Linked DNA regions of Homo sapiens: region 1 is linked to region 2. The links are chromatin loops, found by intact Hi-C in ENCODE. Cell type or tissue: MCF 10A. All regions are shown on one strand. Each heading gives the region's core, and the rest is flanking DNA. Links, peaks and the distances in the headings are about the cores only.

Region 1 (8,348 bases), core at 294-8,293, 41 kb before region 2:
GGTTTCAGTTACCTATGGTTAATGGATGTCCAAAAATATTAAATGGAAAATTCCAGAAATAAACAATTCCTAAGTTTTAAATTGTGTGCCACTCTGAGTAGCGTGATGAAATCTTGTGCCGTCTCACTGCACCTTGCCCGGGGCCGGCATCACCCCTTTTTCCTGGTGATCCACGCTGAACATGCTCCCCATCTGTGAGTCACCTGGTAGCCTTCTAGGTTACCAGATCAGCTGCGGGGATATTGCAGTGCTGGTGTTCAAGTAACCCTTATTTTACATCGTAATGGTCCCAAAGCCAAGAGTAGTGAGGCTGGCATGTTGTTATAATTGATTATTAGTTATTGTTGTTAAACTCTTATTGTGCCTAATTTATAAAATAAACATTTTTGTAGATATATACGTACAGGAAAAAGCATCACGCATACAAGGTTTGTGCTATCTGTGGTTTCAAGCTTAGGGGTTTGGAACGTACCCCTTGAACGTAAGTAGGAACTACTGTGTTCGATTGCGTGCTCACAAGGAAAGAAAGGGAAGAGATTGACAGAGACAGAATGAATTCTGGAAAGTCAGATTTGCCTGGGTCTGCTTAAAAGTAGGGGGAAAAAGCAGAGAGCTCTCGTGGATACTCCTTAAGGTACTTAGTATAATGTGCCTACGATCATCTCCATTTCTGACAACCAGCAACTTCTTTCTTGTGGAGGAGTTAAGAAGTGGTGGGTGAGGAGCAGAAGTGGGTGGGGAGAGAGGCTGGAAGTGAGAGGTCCCAAAATGCATCCTCCACTCTGGGCATAGGTAGTAGTGTGAGGAGAGGAGGGGGAGGGGAAAGGGGAGGGGAAGGAGGGGGAGGGGAAAGGGGAGGGGAAGGAGGAGGAGGAGGGGGAATGGGAGGGGGAGGAGAAGGAGTGGGAAGAGGAGGAGGAGGAGGAGGGGAGGGGAGGGGGAGTAGGAAGAGGATGGGGAGGAGGAGGAGGAAGGGAGGGGGAGGAGAAGGGGGAGGAGTGGGAGGAGGAGGAGGAGGGGTGGGGAGAGGAGGAGGGGTGGGAGAGGGGGAGGAGGAGGGGGAGGAGGAGGAGGAGGGGTGGGGAGCAGGAGGAATTTCCTTTGCTACAGATGTCAGCATTAGTTGCATTTCCCATGTGTTTGAGGTTTCATCTTGATCCCACAATGCTTGAGCTCATTATACCTGGTGTGTTCAGCAGTTTCTTGAACCTGGAAAATGTATTTAAGGTGCTTAATCAAACATTCAGTAAAGGAGTCTCAGCTGAGGACAGAGAAGTCTGTAGTTCACTTATATAAGGACCTTTCTAGACCACAAAAAAAGAAGGTAAACAAGATCCTTTGAGATTTACACAAGAATGCAGGGCATGTCATCCTTTGGGTGAACATGTTTCTATTTTGGCATTTAACTGTTGTTTGCATGCACTAAAATATAATAATGAACCTATTCCAGCCATTTTAAGAGGGAGGGTTGTGTGTGTGGGCATTTTAACTGTAGAATTCTTTGAACTAGAGATTATTCAAAGTTTACTTAGGCAAATGCTATTATGTACTAAGTAAAATTTCAATTGTGTGAAACAATGCCTCTGTAAAAAGCAATTGCTGCAACCTAATGAACTTCAGACCCTTCAGGTACAAAGGAATTCAACCAAGTAAGGCTAAAGCCAATGATCCCCCAATACTGACGGCTTTGGTAGTGTCAGTTGACTGTGACAAAAGAAAGAAGGTAACAGTGAGCATCTGAAAAAGTGAATCTCCTGTGGTTACCGACTAGCAATAAATTAAGAAGGTAAGACCCACAGAATGCCTTTGAGCATAATGTGATGGGCGGGGGGGGGGGTTTGTTTAAATCAGATTATGCAGGTTGACTTTGAAAAACTGCATTTGTCTTGGATATGCCTCCCCTTCCCTTCTACCTAAGGATTCTGCTAACCCTAGAGTCACATCTGAATATGGAGAAATACGATCATTTTGGAAGAAATCTCGGATTTGGTGTTAGATAAAAGTGATTTCCAATTTCTGCTATGCAGTTTGCCAACTGTGTGACTTTGAGCAATTTACACAACCCTGTTGTGCTTCCATTTTCTCATCTCTAAAATAAGGACTATGATAATACCTATGTCATAGCATAGACTATCAAATGATGTGTGTGAAATTGTTTATAAATACACAAGTGCCATCCACCTCTAATTCACACAGCCTGTTCTTTTCCACAGCATGTGCTGGATGTCAGTGATTGGAAAATTTACCTTTTCCTATGTCTGTCCATTTCTTCTACATTATTCGTTCTTGTCCCTTTTGGAGGGAATGGTGCCATCCAACTGTGCATGGTTCTATACCTTGATAACAGCTCCACAGAAATTGAACTTAATGTATGCTGCAACACGTGTCTGAAAATAAATGGGCTGTGAGACAGGAAATGCTAGTTCTGCCTCTCTCCCAGTGAAGTCGAGATGAGACAGCTGTGCCTATAAATGAAGCCATTTGAAGAGTTAACATGGAAGACAGCTCCACGTAATTGCGAACTTCTGTGGAGCTACTCACAGACCATGCTCTAGAAATTAATAAAAGTAGTGAATAAGATGGGAAGGATGCACAAAATGAAAACCAAAGGAACAAATTAGTTTTCCTGTATGGTTCAACAGCACTAAATCCAAAGGCTGCCAGGCTCTGCTGGTCTGTGGTTTAAATGGGATTTTTAAATGATTTACATCAAGGCTATGTAAGAAATCAAAGCAAAGCAGGATAAAAATAAGGAATGATGTCACTTGTGATTCTAGTGGGTAAAAATACACTGAGACAAGGAAGTAATTGGTAATTAAAATAATGAAAGAATTCATCATGTTTGCCACTAAATTGAAAGCTAACATGTCATGTTTGCCAATATTTTCATCATTCACTTAATTTCAAAAAAGTTTCTCATCCACTCAAGTGTGTGTTTGTTCATTCATCCATCTAGACAAAAAAATTTCAGAGATTTCTCTATATACCAGGTACGATCATCAGAGCTTTTATACGCTTTTCACTTAATTCTTATAACGATCATTCTCCACAGGTAATATTATTCCAAGATTTAAGTCAAAGAAATTGAGTTGCTTTATCACATATCAATATGATAAATTTAGCCAGAAATGAAATTGTGATTTGAATTCAGTTTTTTTCCTTTAGTATCTGATATGATACCTTTTCCACTACAAGAGAACTGCCTGTTATGCACTCAACTGGTATATTAAAGTAAATGAAAATTTTTGAATTAAAATATAAATGTAAGATCTTATTAGTAATTTCTTAATAGCCTCTGAAAATTGGAAACAACATATGAGGCGCTTACACTTACCTATAGTGTAGCCAGAGTGAGAGGGTGGTAATGGCAAATTTCTTTCTTTGTACTTATGCCATGAAACCTTATTTGTTGGATTTTATATATTATTGTTCATCCTGCCAGGTAGAATTTAAGGTATTTATCTTATTTATTTCATTACCTCCTAGACTATGCTTTCTCATCAGAAACCTACACTGTAAGTTTTAAAAATGCGCATTTCTGAGTTCCATCCCTATCTTACTGAATCTGAACTTCTGGGATTGGGCCAGAGAATCTTCATTTCTTTTTGAGACATGTTCTCACTCTCACCCAGGCTACAGTTCAGTAGTGTGATTACGGCTCATTGTAATGCCTCATTCGTAGGTTCAAGTGGTCCTCCTGCCTCAGTCTCCCAAGTAGCTAGAACTATAGGCAAGCACCACCATACCCAGCTAATTTATTTTAAATTTTTTTGTTCAGACAGGGTCTCACTATGCTGCCCAGGCTGGTCTCTTACTCCTGGCCTCAAGTGATCCACCTGCCTCGGCCTCCCAAAGTGCTGAGAGTACAGATGTGAACCACTGCACCTGGTCTGAAATCTGCATTTTTAACCAGCAGACCAGTTCATTCTGACATGCTCGAGTTTGAGAACCACTGACCAGGCGATCCTCTATACCAAGCCCACCCACAGTGTTTGCTGGCAGCATGGCTGACTCTTTCAGAAGCTAATTCATCTGACAGGTCCTGACCCCCAAGTCTGGGCCCAGCACTGTGCCAGGAGGCCCTTCCAGCTACACCACATCACATGAGGTCACATCACATCAAAACCCATGTGTCTCGTTCATATTCCATGGCGACTGTTGGCTCACCACAGTCCTACTCAGAGTTCTGAGTCAGCCTCAGAAACACTGGGAGCTCTGGGCCACCTCATATCGAACATGAGTCAGAGCTGTGATCTCTGCTTCCCATTCCTGGGCTACGCTGCTGATGTGGTACTGGATTCCTTCCTAGTCAATCAACACAGACCTTCATTTCTACAGAGTTCTCTCACCCCCAAGTAAATAGACTAATTTCTTTCTGGTTGATTTAGGTATTAAAATTAAAGATGTAAAAATATTTATTTACTTGGGTAATGATGAATGAGTGCCTTGCAGGAGTAATGATTAATCATGCTCCACCTGGAAACCAGTGCCAAAACGACTCTGCTAATAGAATCCATCAACTGCTGAAATAAGTGATTGCACTGAAGCTTGCTTTATTGTAAGTTCCTTAATTTTACATTCTAGTTACATGTTGTCATTTCCTAATAAAAATTGTTTGGATTCCTTCCTGAAACATTTGGGGTGAGTCTCGAGGAGGTATTTTGCATTAGCTAAACACTGAATCATAAAACCATATTCGTTATTCTGGCAAGGTGACACATATTTTATTCTATGAAATTTAAACAACTATTTAAAATTAGAACAATCAGTAATAATTGTTAAAAATATGAGAACTATAATATTGTATGAAAAGAGCTCTCAGTCACTAACTAAAAAATATTTCTTTGCTGCCTATTATACATGGGTAGGTCAACATTCGGTGTAAGTAATGGCATAACTGGAGTTAGGTGTAACCTTCAGGGATTCTTTACTACCAGTAATTGTCTAACCCAGAAAGTATTTCTGCTGCCAACTCCCATCAGGGGAGCTTTGGCAGTCAAAAAAGTACTTCAGAACTCTCTATGTTACTGTTGTCAACTAGTTCAAACTGCATTTTGTTCTTCATGGGAGCAACAGGGTAAGAAAACCATGTCCTGGAAAATCACAGTGGTGAGAGTTGGCTCTAGATACACCTGTGAAGGATGGAGAGGCAGTTGTATATGCATCTACTACCATTTTCCTTTCTAAATTTTGGTGGAAGTAGAATAAACACAATCTTTGGAGTCAAAGCTGAGTTTAAATCCTGGTCCTAACTTTTATAAGGAAACTGAGACTTAAACTTTGTTTTCTCTAATTTGTACATGGAGTTTCCTGGCTGCCCCTGCCTTGGTTTTTCAACTGGATAATCCCAGGTAAAATGGGTTTCTTATGCTTCAAGAGTCAGTTTGGATGTTATCTTAGAAGCCTACTCTCAATCCTCCAGCTAGACAGGTGATCATTTTCTCTATACTTCATATCACTTATTATATTCTACTTCAATTGCCTATGTACTTTGGAAAGGAGACTTTATTTTTTATAAAGGGTTACAGACTGCAGGGTAGCCATCCTGCCAGGCTGGGAAGTGTAGCCTCCAGCAGAGACTGTTAACAGGCACTGCATAGGAGGGGGGGTTGGGGCAGGAGCTTTACGCTAAACAGGTTGGCTACACATATATATTCAACAGTTATAGGAGAAGCTATGAATATTTACAAAGAAGATCCTGATGCATGCATATTGAATAAACATGCATGTTACATGTGTCCCATTTCACGTTGGGAGTGGAGACTTCACCTTTAAATGCATTACAATTGGGTCAAAAAAGTGAAGCGAAAAAAACGAGGCACTCTAGCATGCAGCCTCTGTAAACTGGCCAGAACCATCCTATAGTTAGTGGCCTCTTATCAGAAGAAAGTTACTGAAATCAGCTTCTGGTTCAATCAAAGCTATAGTTACGGCTTGTGGAACAGGGAGTTAGTCTGCGTCTGGTGGTGGATGAGCTATAATTGTTTTTAATATTGCTTATCTTGAGGCCGATGCTCGTTTAGCCACTATGGAAAAAGAAATCTGGTGGCAGTTAGAACAGAATTTATTCTTTAAGTGTAGGGGTGTGTGACTTAACCCTTGCCTGGTATGGTGTTAGGTCTTTATAATTTGGTATCTTATTGCCACAAAGAGTCTGTTCCATCAGTCTTATGATCTGTTTCAGTGTTAATGCTGGTCAGTTTTCATGTCTAAACCACAAAAAGGAGGGTATCATGAAACATGTTTGAACTCCCATTCCATCATGGCTAGGAATTCAGTTTTTAATATTTCCCTGGGGTCCCATTGGCTAAGAGAGGGGTTCATTCCATCCTTGGGGGCTAGGAATTTTATTGTTAGTTCTCACTTTTTTTTTTTTTTTTTTTGAGACAGAGTCTCACTCTGTCACCCAGGCTGGAGTGCAGTGGAGCAATCCTGGCTCACAGCAACCTCCAGTCTCCCAGGTTCAAGTGATCCTCCTGCCTCACCCTCCCAAGTAGCTGGGACCACAAGCATGCACTACCACGACAGGCTAATTTTTTTGTATTTTTAGTAGAGACAGGTCTCACCATGTTGGCCAGGCTGGTCTTGAACTCCTGGCCTCAAGTGATCCACCCGCCTCAGCCTCCCAAAGTGCTGGGATTACAGGCATGAGCCACCATGCCCAGCCAGTTCTCACTTTTAAGACAGATAACTTCATGGTGCAGTATATGTCACATAAGGTGTGAATAAATATTTGGAAAATTTGATCCATAAAATATGGATAGTAGTAACCATTTCAAAAAGTGACCATAAGAACTAGGAGATGATCACTTCCGTTAAGTTCCTGCCACATAGTAGGCACTCAATAAGTTCTCGATTGAATCTTTCTCCCACTCCTAGCAATGGCAGCAGCCCAGTGGCCTGTCCTTTCCCCCCAACTCCACCAACAGTTTTGTGAGCCAACCCTGCATGGTCTTTTCTCTGCTTTACATCATTGTCATAAATCTCAACTGACACATCAGTGTCTCTGCCACCCCAAGGGGGGCCCTCAGGACAAATATTTTTTCATTAGAGGGGTCCTGCCTTGGCTGGAAGTGTTGAGGTCCTTTGTAGCACTGCCAAAACAAAACACAAACCAAACAGAATTGCCTTCATAATACTGAGACACAGGTGAAAGACTGAGCGGGAGCCTCTATGCACCTTTCAAAAGCTCACCTAAACTACCTGTTGCCAAAGTTCTAAAAATGGTTGTGCATATGCTGTCTCTGCTATTCCTTCTACCCTCAATCATGCCTCTTGGGACAACTGAGTGTTGGGGTCTAGTCGACTCATGGTCTGAACCTTTCTTATTCAAGGAAGAGGGGCATGTGGCGAAGCAGGCTTGTGGTTATAGAAACCCTTGTCCCTTTATAGAGGGCAACCAGATATCATCAGCATAACAAAGGGGAGTAGTATATTTTGATATACACAGTATTTTTATAACAATGATGGATATGATATATTGCTGTCAATTTTTACAATTGGCAGAGATAGAGGTGCTTTTTTCTTAAATCAGAAGGTACATATCTAGAACATCTCTCTCCGGAAAACTAGAAGACGTATGATAAAGAGTAGAGACAGCAGAGTCAGAAGGTGGACAGAGCCACAAGCAGAGCACTTAGGGAGAGCTGGCGTTTGGCTGGCTGGATAGAGTCTACTCTAGTTCTTGCTTATTAGTCAGTCACTGTTTAAGCAGCATAAATGTGTGCAATGTTTGCAAATATGTGTATAATATTTTGCTAAAATAATTTGGTTAAGAGAGAATTTTCCTACGTGTTTTAAAACACAACTAACTTTCAGAGGATAAGAATACAGTAAAATATGCATGACACATGAGTTGCATGGAATAGATTTGTGTTCAAGATTTGGAAATTGACTGAGATTTTTGTAGTATTTCATAGCTGTGTAGTCTAGACAGATAGGGCTTATCGGTGGACATGAAAACAAAATTTGAGGACTCACAGTTCAGTCTAGACTCGGGGTCCAGGGTTAACTATGTAATGGAAGATAGCCTTTGAGAGGGGATGTAGATAACAGAACCCCATGAGAGGCTAGTACAGTGTATAAAACCAAGGTATGAGTTTTTTCCAAAAGAAGAGGTCTCTTACCAAGACCGCTGTGGTCCTCATGAGTCTGTTCTTGAGGTAGAAATTCTGGAAAGAAAAAGCCTGCTGTGACTCTGGGCTGGCATTCTTATTTTCAGAGTGCACAAGACCTCTGTTGATGATACCTCCTGAAGAAGCAGTGAGTTGTACAGTATCACAAAAGAAACTTGGATCTTCCCTGGGGTTGGCAGGAAGCACAGACTCACCAGCTTCCATTTTACTGAA
Region 2 (8,348 bases), core at 54-8,053:
AAAAACTATGTGCAGAGTGGGAGATAGACACTACCTTAATTGACATTTCCTCCTACAATTTATAAATTTGTTTTTGGTTGGCAGTGGGAGATAAAGCATTTGTCCCTATAATTACTCCATTTTATTTATTTTGCCTCCTAAGCTTTCAAGCCTATCCAACTTACCGGGGTCGTATATTTGTGTGAACTCTTGTATTTCCAAGTTAGGCTATAGGTCAATAGATGTTTTCATACTCAATGGTTGATGTAAAGACACAAAGTTGTCCAAAATCCTGTCCTAAAAGTTCATTCTGTTGAGGGTTCTAAACATCTGCCTGGAGAACCACACTTTTCACCCAGTGATTGACATTTTTGTAATGAACATGATCCTAGTTCAAGATTTCAGCATTTCTTTACTTGTTTCTTAGTGTCATTAAATGTAAAATGGTTTGAGATAATATGCTTATTGTTTTCAAACATCACAGTGATGTAGAAAATAATATTTGGCCAAAATATGGGACAGCTTGAAATAAACCCATTAAGTTTTCAGATGCAAATAAATAAAACTTCATCTCTGAAAGGAATATGCAGAGAAGATCCTTTTTATGCCACTGAAGCATCACTTATTATCATAACTATATATATATATATATATTTAGAGATGGAGCCTCACTCTGTTGCCCAGGCTGGAGTGCAGTGGAGTGATCTTGGCTTACTGCAAGCTCTCCCTCCCGGGTTCACGCCATTCTCCCACCTCAGCCTCGTGAGTAGCTGGGACTACAGGCACCCGCCACCATGCCTGGCTAATTTTTTGTTTTTTTGTATTTTTAGTAGAGACGGAGTTTCACCGTGTTAGCCAGGATGGTCTCGATCTCCTGACCTCGTGATCCGCCTGCCTCAGCCTCCCAAAGTGCTGGGATTACAGGCGTGAGCCACCGTGCCCAGCCATCATAACTATAATTTTTTAAAGGTTGCAATGACTTTAAATTTTTCTGGTCATATAGTAAATATAGCTCTTTGTAGTCCTGCTTTAGTGAAGTGAAATCTGACATGAAGCAAATTATTGTCAATCGTAACTTGAGGCATAGGCTAATGCTAGCTACCTTGGATTGAGATGACCATATGGTTTTGTAAAACTCCAAGTTGGAATGAAAATTAAATAAGGAAATAATGAATTTAGAAGTTTAAGAAAAGCTTCACTGCTTACATGTCATCTCAAGAATGAGAATCAAAGGAGATTTGGGAAAATGAGTTACCATGAAGAGCTTTACAAATTTAAGGCATTGTTGTTACCATGCTGACGGAATCATTCATTGCTGGATTGTGTGACTAGAGTCAGTCTATTGAATTTGCAGAGATAGCAGTTGAGATTTGTGATAGTTTGTTATTGGCATAACTGGTTGGATGCATTTTTGAGGTTGTGTTTGCCACATACCCTTTGTTGCTTCTGCACTTGAAATAGCCCATGTGGCTAATGGGATATAGAACATTCTGTGCCTCCCTCATGATTCAGTGGGGCCCAAAGATAGGACTTCAGTTGGCTACTAGCTCATGACTTTGCTGGCAGGTATTGTTCACAAGCCTGAATTCAGTGCTGTTGTTCAAAAGGGAAAGTGCACAGTCCAAATCAGGACTCATCTCTACTTCCTAGTGGGTTTTAAAGTTCATCTGCTAAAGGTGTTTGAGGCTATGTAGAGGCTGCTGGCCCATTTGAAGTGTTGAAACATCCATAGTTCAACATTGGCATATGACATGTAGTCATTATACTCTTTAATTGAACTTATTTGATTTGTAAATACATATTCATTTTTTAATATCAGGTAGTAGTAAGTTTATGAATAAAGGCAATGAATCAGTGGTGAAAATTAAAGAAAGTATAACATAGAAGACATTATCATGGGAGCAGTAGGAGCAGATAAATTTAGCAGAAGTTGTATCAGCCTACTTTTTGATTGTTGGAGTCTGAGTCTAAGGAAGAGTTAGTTGGTAGTGTTGAGTAGATAGGTCACACTTTCTTTGTTTTTTGAAGCCCCTCAGAATGACAGCTACTTGCAAGGCTGAGGCAAGTGGATCGCTTGAGCCCAGAAGTTTGAGGCATTTATTATACTTCGTGGGAAAAAAATACTCTCCCCTTTCTGATGCAACCTGCTTGTCTTCAATTCTTCAAACAACAGAATACCAGGGGGGACACTGTGATCTTTTGCCCTGTCCCTCTGACCTTGTTTGCTTATTTGTTTTTGTTTTCACTCTCTTCAACTTCTTTAAAATTTTATTTATTTATTTTTGTACTGTTACTCTTTTTTTCTACTCAGGGTTTTCATTTGGCCAGAAGGTCTTGTCAATCCATGCCTACTCTTCCATGGTTCTTATTCCTCTGAATGTAATTCACAAGAGGCAGTGCTCTACTTTAGATTCTAATCCCTCTAGCTCATTCTTTTGATGGCCTTAAACAAGATGAAGTGGCTGTGTGCTGAATAACTGAGTGGATCGACTATCCGAAGAGTTGGTTGGTATGTTTTGGCCTCAGAGTGGAAATCTAAGAACTGTAACTGAAATTTTTGAGTTGGAATATTTTTAGCCATGTAACCTATGACCTTTCTTACAGTTTTTCTTTCTTTTTTCTTTGTTTCTGTCCCCATTATTGTTGTATTTCTTTTTCTCAGTCATCTCCTTGACACATTGACTTTTTCTTGAAGACTTTTAACCTCAGTTTCCTACCTAGTAATATTGATATTCATATATTAGCCTTTGACTATCATTATCATAATAATTAATAATAATGATAATAATGACTAACATTTATTGAACATTTAGTGTGTGCAAACATTCTTTTTAGAATTTTACTAACATTCTCATTTAACTCTCAACACTTTAAATTAGGTACCCTCATTATCCTCATTTTGCAAGTTAAGAAACTGAGCACAGAGCAGTTAATGTACTTGCTTCAAATATAGTTGGTAAGTGACAGAGAAGATTCTAAGATCTGTGTAAATTCAGAGCATATATTCTTCACTGTGACATTGCATTGCCTGGCCTACTAATGGAGTATTTATAACCATACCATGATCACTGTCCTAAGGTTACAGAGATAGAGGTAAAAAGTATGAACTACTTATTTCTCTTTTTATTTTATTATCTTTTTATATGCCAAATTGAAAAATATGTCTGATAGAGATGAGCTAACAAAATGGGAGATGAGAATCCCCACACATGGCTTCAGCCTCACCAGGGTGGGATTGGGAAGAGACTAGGCAGGACCACAAGCCAGGGAAATACTTGAGCAGCCATGGCTGTGGGAGTGAATTAATTTTGCCTCTGGGACCCACAATCTGGCAGTCTCTCCAAGTCTTCAGAGCAGCACACAGCCCGATGTGTGATCTGCTGCCTGCTCAGAACTCTTTACTTTTTCAGAGAGAAAATGGGACTGAAATCATTCTTGCTTGAAGTCACATTTGTAACCCAGCTGAATAAAATGATGATTCAGATATAGGTGTAATCTGATAAATTCCAATGGGAAAAGTCACCCAGATTGAGTATATGATTCATTGAGAGCTCTTAAATTTCCCAGATGTTATTTCTCAACAATTATCATACCATTATATAATGAGGAAGATAAACTTCTCCATGGCCAGGATATCATGATGTTATGGTTATGGGAAAGTTAAATGTATAATCACTTTGGCACGTGATTTCTTCATATTTCTACAAGTTGTCTTTCAATTCTACATTAATTATAGTCAAATATATTTTTTGGGGGAATATACAGCAGATGCGATTTTTTTTTTAGTCTTTGATTTCTGTCTTGAGAGCCCACAGCTTTGATGCATTCTTGAAACAACTCTAATAAAGCAATGTGTTTTATTCCTTGTTTAATAAAATAAAGCCAGCAGGATGTCTTACTTTCAGAAATGTTTGATAAAGTATCCCCCTCACTGAGCTGAGAGAAAAAGCAATGGAGTTTTTTTTCATTTTATGAGCTCTAGGATGCAAAGTTCCTAAGTATAATTCATTGTTCTTTATGTGACCTTCTCACAACATCGAGTTTTCTCTCTTCTAGTTCTTTTGAATAATTCTCACAGTTCCTGGTGAGCTGCTAATCAGTTTAGCCTGTGAAATCTAGGATGGAACAAAGTACATTACTGGTGCAGGGAGATGAGTCTTTTACTTTAAAGTAATTCAGCATGGCTATTTGACATCCTTTCTCATTTAAGGAGAACTAAGATTTAATAAAATTCTTAGTAAATGGTAACTTTTCTTTGCCTTCTTAAATTAACATATTAATAATTAACATAAATTAATATTAATATATACTACACACTGAAATAAAATATAAATCCCTTTCAGTTTACAAGTGTAGGTTTTACTCTTAGGCTTTTTATTAACATATGTGAGCCACTATTAGAGATAGCTTAGTCTTGACTTGGCAAGTACCCATTGCAATATTTGGGTAACACCTAGCGGGATGTTTTAATAGCTAATCATGAGTAAATGACAGCAGAAGCATTTTATCTTCACTTACGTAGTTTCTGTAATTACCTACAGCATTTGAAGCTATGTTCATGTTCATCTACATTTCACAGTTTTCTTTCATTATTATAATTGATTGTGGAATAATTGCTATGGATTTAGATGGCAGTACAAATCAAATCGTAAACAGTTTTGAAATTATTTAAAAAGACAAATCTATGTGGCATTTTGCATAGACACCAAACTCTGCCATTGTAAGTGAAGCTGAACCTTCATCTTCAACACAACCATTTCCCTGAAAGCTAATACATGACATGTTTGATGTTGAAATACGAGTTTTTTTTTTTTTTTTTTGAGACGGAGTCTCGCTCCGTTGCCCGGGCTGCAGTGCAGCGGCGCGGCAGCTCACTGCAACCTCCGCCCCCAGGTTCAAGTGATTCTCCTGGTTCAGCCTCCTGAGTAGATGGGATTACAGGCGCCCACCACTATGCCCAGCTAATTTTTTGTATTTTTAATAGAGACGGGGTTTCACCATATTGGCCAGGCTGGTCTTGAACTCCTAATTTCATGATTCACTGCCTCGGCCTCGCAAAGTGCTGGGATTACAGGCGTGAGTCACCGTGCCCAGCCAGGAGTATTTTTAAAGTAATTTTAAGAAAAAAGTATGTTACATTTTTACATATCATAGGAAGCTCTCTTACTCTGTTATTATTTTAATGATACCTGATTTTTAGATCTCAGTTTCCTTCATTTTTGGCTTTATGGTGGGAGTTCACCAGTTATGATGAGAAAATGCTCTTTGTCCTTGGTAAGCATTGTTTCAGTATGAACACTCATGCTTTATGAAATGGACATGCAAATTAAATCAATCAAACATCATGATTGAGAAAATAAACAATAAAATGAGTTTGTTAAACAAGTTTATTTGAAATGAGAAACAAGTATTTGTATAGTTCGTCTTTTTCATATGGCTTAAAGGTAATTTTAAGAGGCTTCTTGACACACATAAAGATTGATCATATTTGTTTAAGCTTTTTTTTCCTCTGAAAGTTTAAGTTGAATATTTCTCTTTCATGAGTGCATTACAATAAGAAAACACTAGAAAAGAAAAATGTTAACAAAACGTATCTTATTCAAGAAGACTTTTTGAATTAGTATCAAAGGAAATAATTGTACCTAAACTTTTGTATTCTAACTTTTGTACTCTAACTTTTGTACTCTAAGTCTAAATAATTGTACCTAACTCTAACTCTAAATAATTCTACCTAAACTCTTATACTCTAACGTTTGTCAATTTTGGAAAACATAATGAAAAATATCAAAGATTTTGGATAAGTTATTTTAAAACTGGATATTACTTGATTGAAAGTCTACTCAAAGAAAAAATCCACTTTAAACTTCAGTTCTGTCAGGAGGCAGGTGGTCTTAACTTGTGTCACCTTTTTACACCCTCTTCCTGGCTATAGATAATTTCTTTTATTTAATGCCTAAAAAAACAAGCAGCTTAAATGAAATTTAAATCAGACAGTATCAACAAGAACCTCTCTGACCTCTCTGGAGAGAATTCTGTTATGACCAAAATCAATATTCTTTGTCAACCTGGAGAAGGAAATGAAAAACATTTGGGTGCAATTGAGGGGAAACTGTACGAATTTCAAAAAGAAACAAATTGAAAACTCTACTTAAGCATATGTATTTTCAGGCAAAGACTCCTGAACCATATGGGGTTCAGCTTTGGTGTAAAGATTTGAACTTTTCAGATTTAATCTAAATAGCTTTGCAGGATAAACCTCCAGTGGTTTCAACAGTGTTAAGAGGCTCCTTGTGATCATCTCAAGTTTGATTTATTTGCACTTTTCAAACGAAAATTCATTTATTTACTGAGATGCAAAGCAAATTTGGCTTCCATTTTTGATAATGACACAGTGACCACGATAACAGTTTGATTTTAATATTCTTGCTTAACTCTGTGAGATAGAGGCTATCATTATCTCCATTTTCAGAAGAGAAAGTGAAGAATCATGGGAGATTAAGTGATACACCCAAGCTGTGTAACTAAGAAGGGCCAGAGATGGGACTTAACTTAAGTACACTTGGCCTCAGAGCGCACATTCCAAACTGCTCTCTGTAATATGTGGAATGACAGTTATGGTATCATCTATGCTTCATTTGTTAGAATGGACAATTTCTAATTCTTGAAAATGCTTTGGATGCTTTTGAAATACTAGAGTAGAAATATATAATCTATTGATATACTTAGAAATAAACAATTACAAATTAATATGACCACCATTAAGACCTGATTCTGATATATCATCCTTTATCCTGAAAATGTAAATTTAGCCACAAATATTCTGGTCAATATGCTTGAGAGTGTTAGTCATATCTTCGGTATCTTTGCTGATTTCTAGCTGATCTATCAATTGCTAACAGAGAAATTTAACAAATCGCCAACTCTGTGGATTTGTCTATGTCTCCCTTTAATTTGTTAAATTTCACTTTTGTATGTTCCTGCTGTGATATTAAAAACATACACTTTTTAATCATGTCTTTTTAATGAATTGATCCTTTTACTTCTATGAAATAGCTTCTTTGTCACTAGTAATAACTTTTGACTTGAAATCTCTGTTATATGGCATTAATACAGCTACTTTATTTTTTTTATTTATCTACTTTGTTTTTCCTTCTATTTTTTCCTGCCTTTTTATTATTTAGAAATGTCAGAAATCCATTTTGATTTTTCTGTTGACCTTCCAGCTATGTGTCTTCTGTCACTTTTTAAGTGGTGGAAATAGAGGTTACAATATATATCCTTAACAATCTACTTACAGTTAATGTTACTTTACATAATGTGGAAACCTTGAAATCATATAGGTCCATATCAGACTCCCTCCCCAGTTTTTATTCTGTAGTTGTTATATATATTGCATTTTAACATGTTATAAATCCTTTAAGAAAATATTATAATGTTTGGTTTAAGCAATTATATGTATTATAAAGAAATTAAGAGAAATAAAGCAAAACAAACTTTTTTCGTTAACCCAGATACCATTTCCCATGTTCTATATTCCTTTCTCAGCGTTTGAGTTTCCATATGGTTTCATTTCCTTTCATTCTGAACCTTCCTTTGTCATTTCTTAACAGATCTGCTGGCAATAATCTTTTATTTTCTATAAAATGTTTTTATTCTGCCTTTATTCTTTTTTAAAAATGACTTACTGAGGTACGATTGCCATATGAAAAGCTATAGATATTTAATATATAAAACTTGATTGTTTGGAGATAAGGACACACTTGTAAAACCATCAAATATCATCACCAACAATGCCATAAACTTATACATCAACTCCAAAGTTTCCATCTGCCCACTTTGTTTTCTTTTTCCCCTTTTGTAATAAGGTTACATAAGATCTATCCTCTTAGCACATTTTAAGAATATAATACAATACCGTTTGTTAATCATAGACCCTGCGTTTTATGGTAGATCTCCAGAACTTTTTTCTTTCGCGTGAATGGAACTTTTTACCTTTGGATCAACACTGCCTCATTTCCTCCTTCCCCGAGCCCCTGGCAACCACAATTCTACTCTCTGCTTCTCTGTGTTAGACTGTTGTAGATTCCATGTATAAATGAGATCATGCGGTATTTGTCTTTCTATGTCTGGTTTATTTCACTTAGCATAATGCCCTCCAGGCCCATCCATGTTGTTACAAATGGCAGGATTTCATTCTTTGTTAAGTTCTGCCTTTATTTTTGAACTATATTTTCATTGGATGTAGAATTCTAGTTGACAGGCTTTTTTTCTGTGAACACTTTGAAGACTTCATTCTATTTGCTTTTGGCTTCCACAATTCCATAACATTGAATTACTCTCCTTCTCTGTAATGTGTTTTTCCTTTTCTG

The links. Hi-C counts contacts between places; a loop is a spot of excess contacts. Peaks named below come from ENCODE experiments on the same cell type or tissue, not always from the same donor. Only the 100,000 strongest peaks of a DNase experiment are listed, where the experiment ranks them.
Region 1: it touches region 2 in a loop (2.4-fold over the local background); 3 of 110 quality-filtered maps call a loop at or near these places.

What each region holds. Positions count from the first base shown.
Region 1 is chr21:25,366,314-25,374,661 of GRCh38, reverse strand. No RefSeq gene overlaps it. Among named protein-coding and RNA genes, the nearest start is that of LINC00158, 61 kb to the left of the region's middle. In MCF 10A, for the core only: no CTCF peak of the experiment used is centred there; a DNase peak (open chromatin) is centred at 4,201.
Region 2 is chr21:25,324,576-25,332,923 of GRCh38, reverse strand. No RefSeq gene overlaps it. Among named protein-coding and RNA genes, the nearest start is that of LINC00158, 100 kb to the left of the region's middle. RefSeq lists an enhancer at 2,620-3,819. In MCF 10A, for the core only: no CTCF peak of the experiment used is centred there; a DNase peak (open chromatin) is centred at 3,503.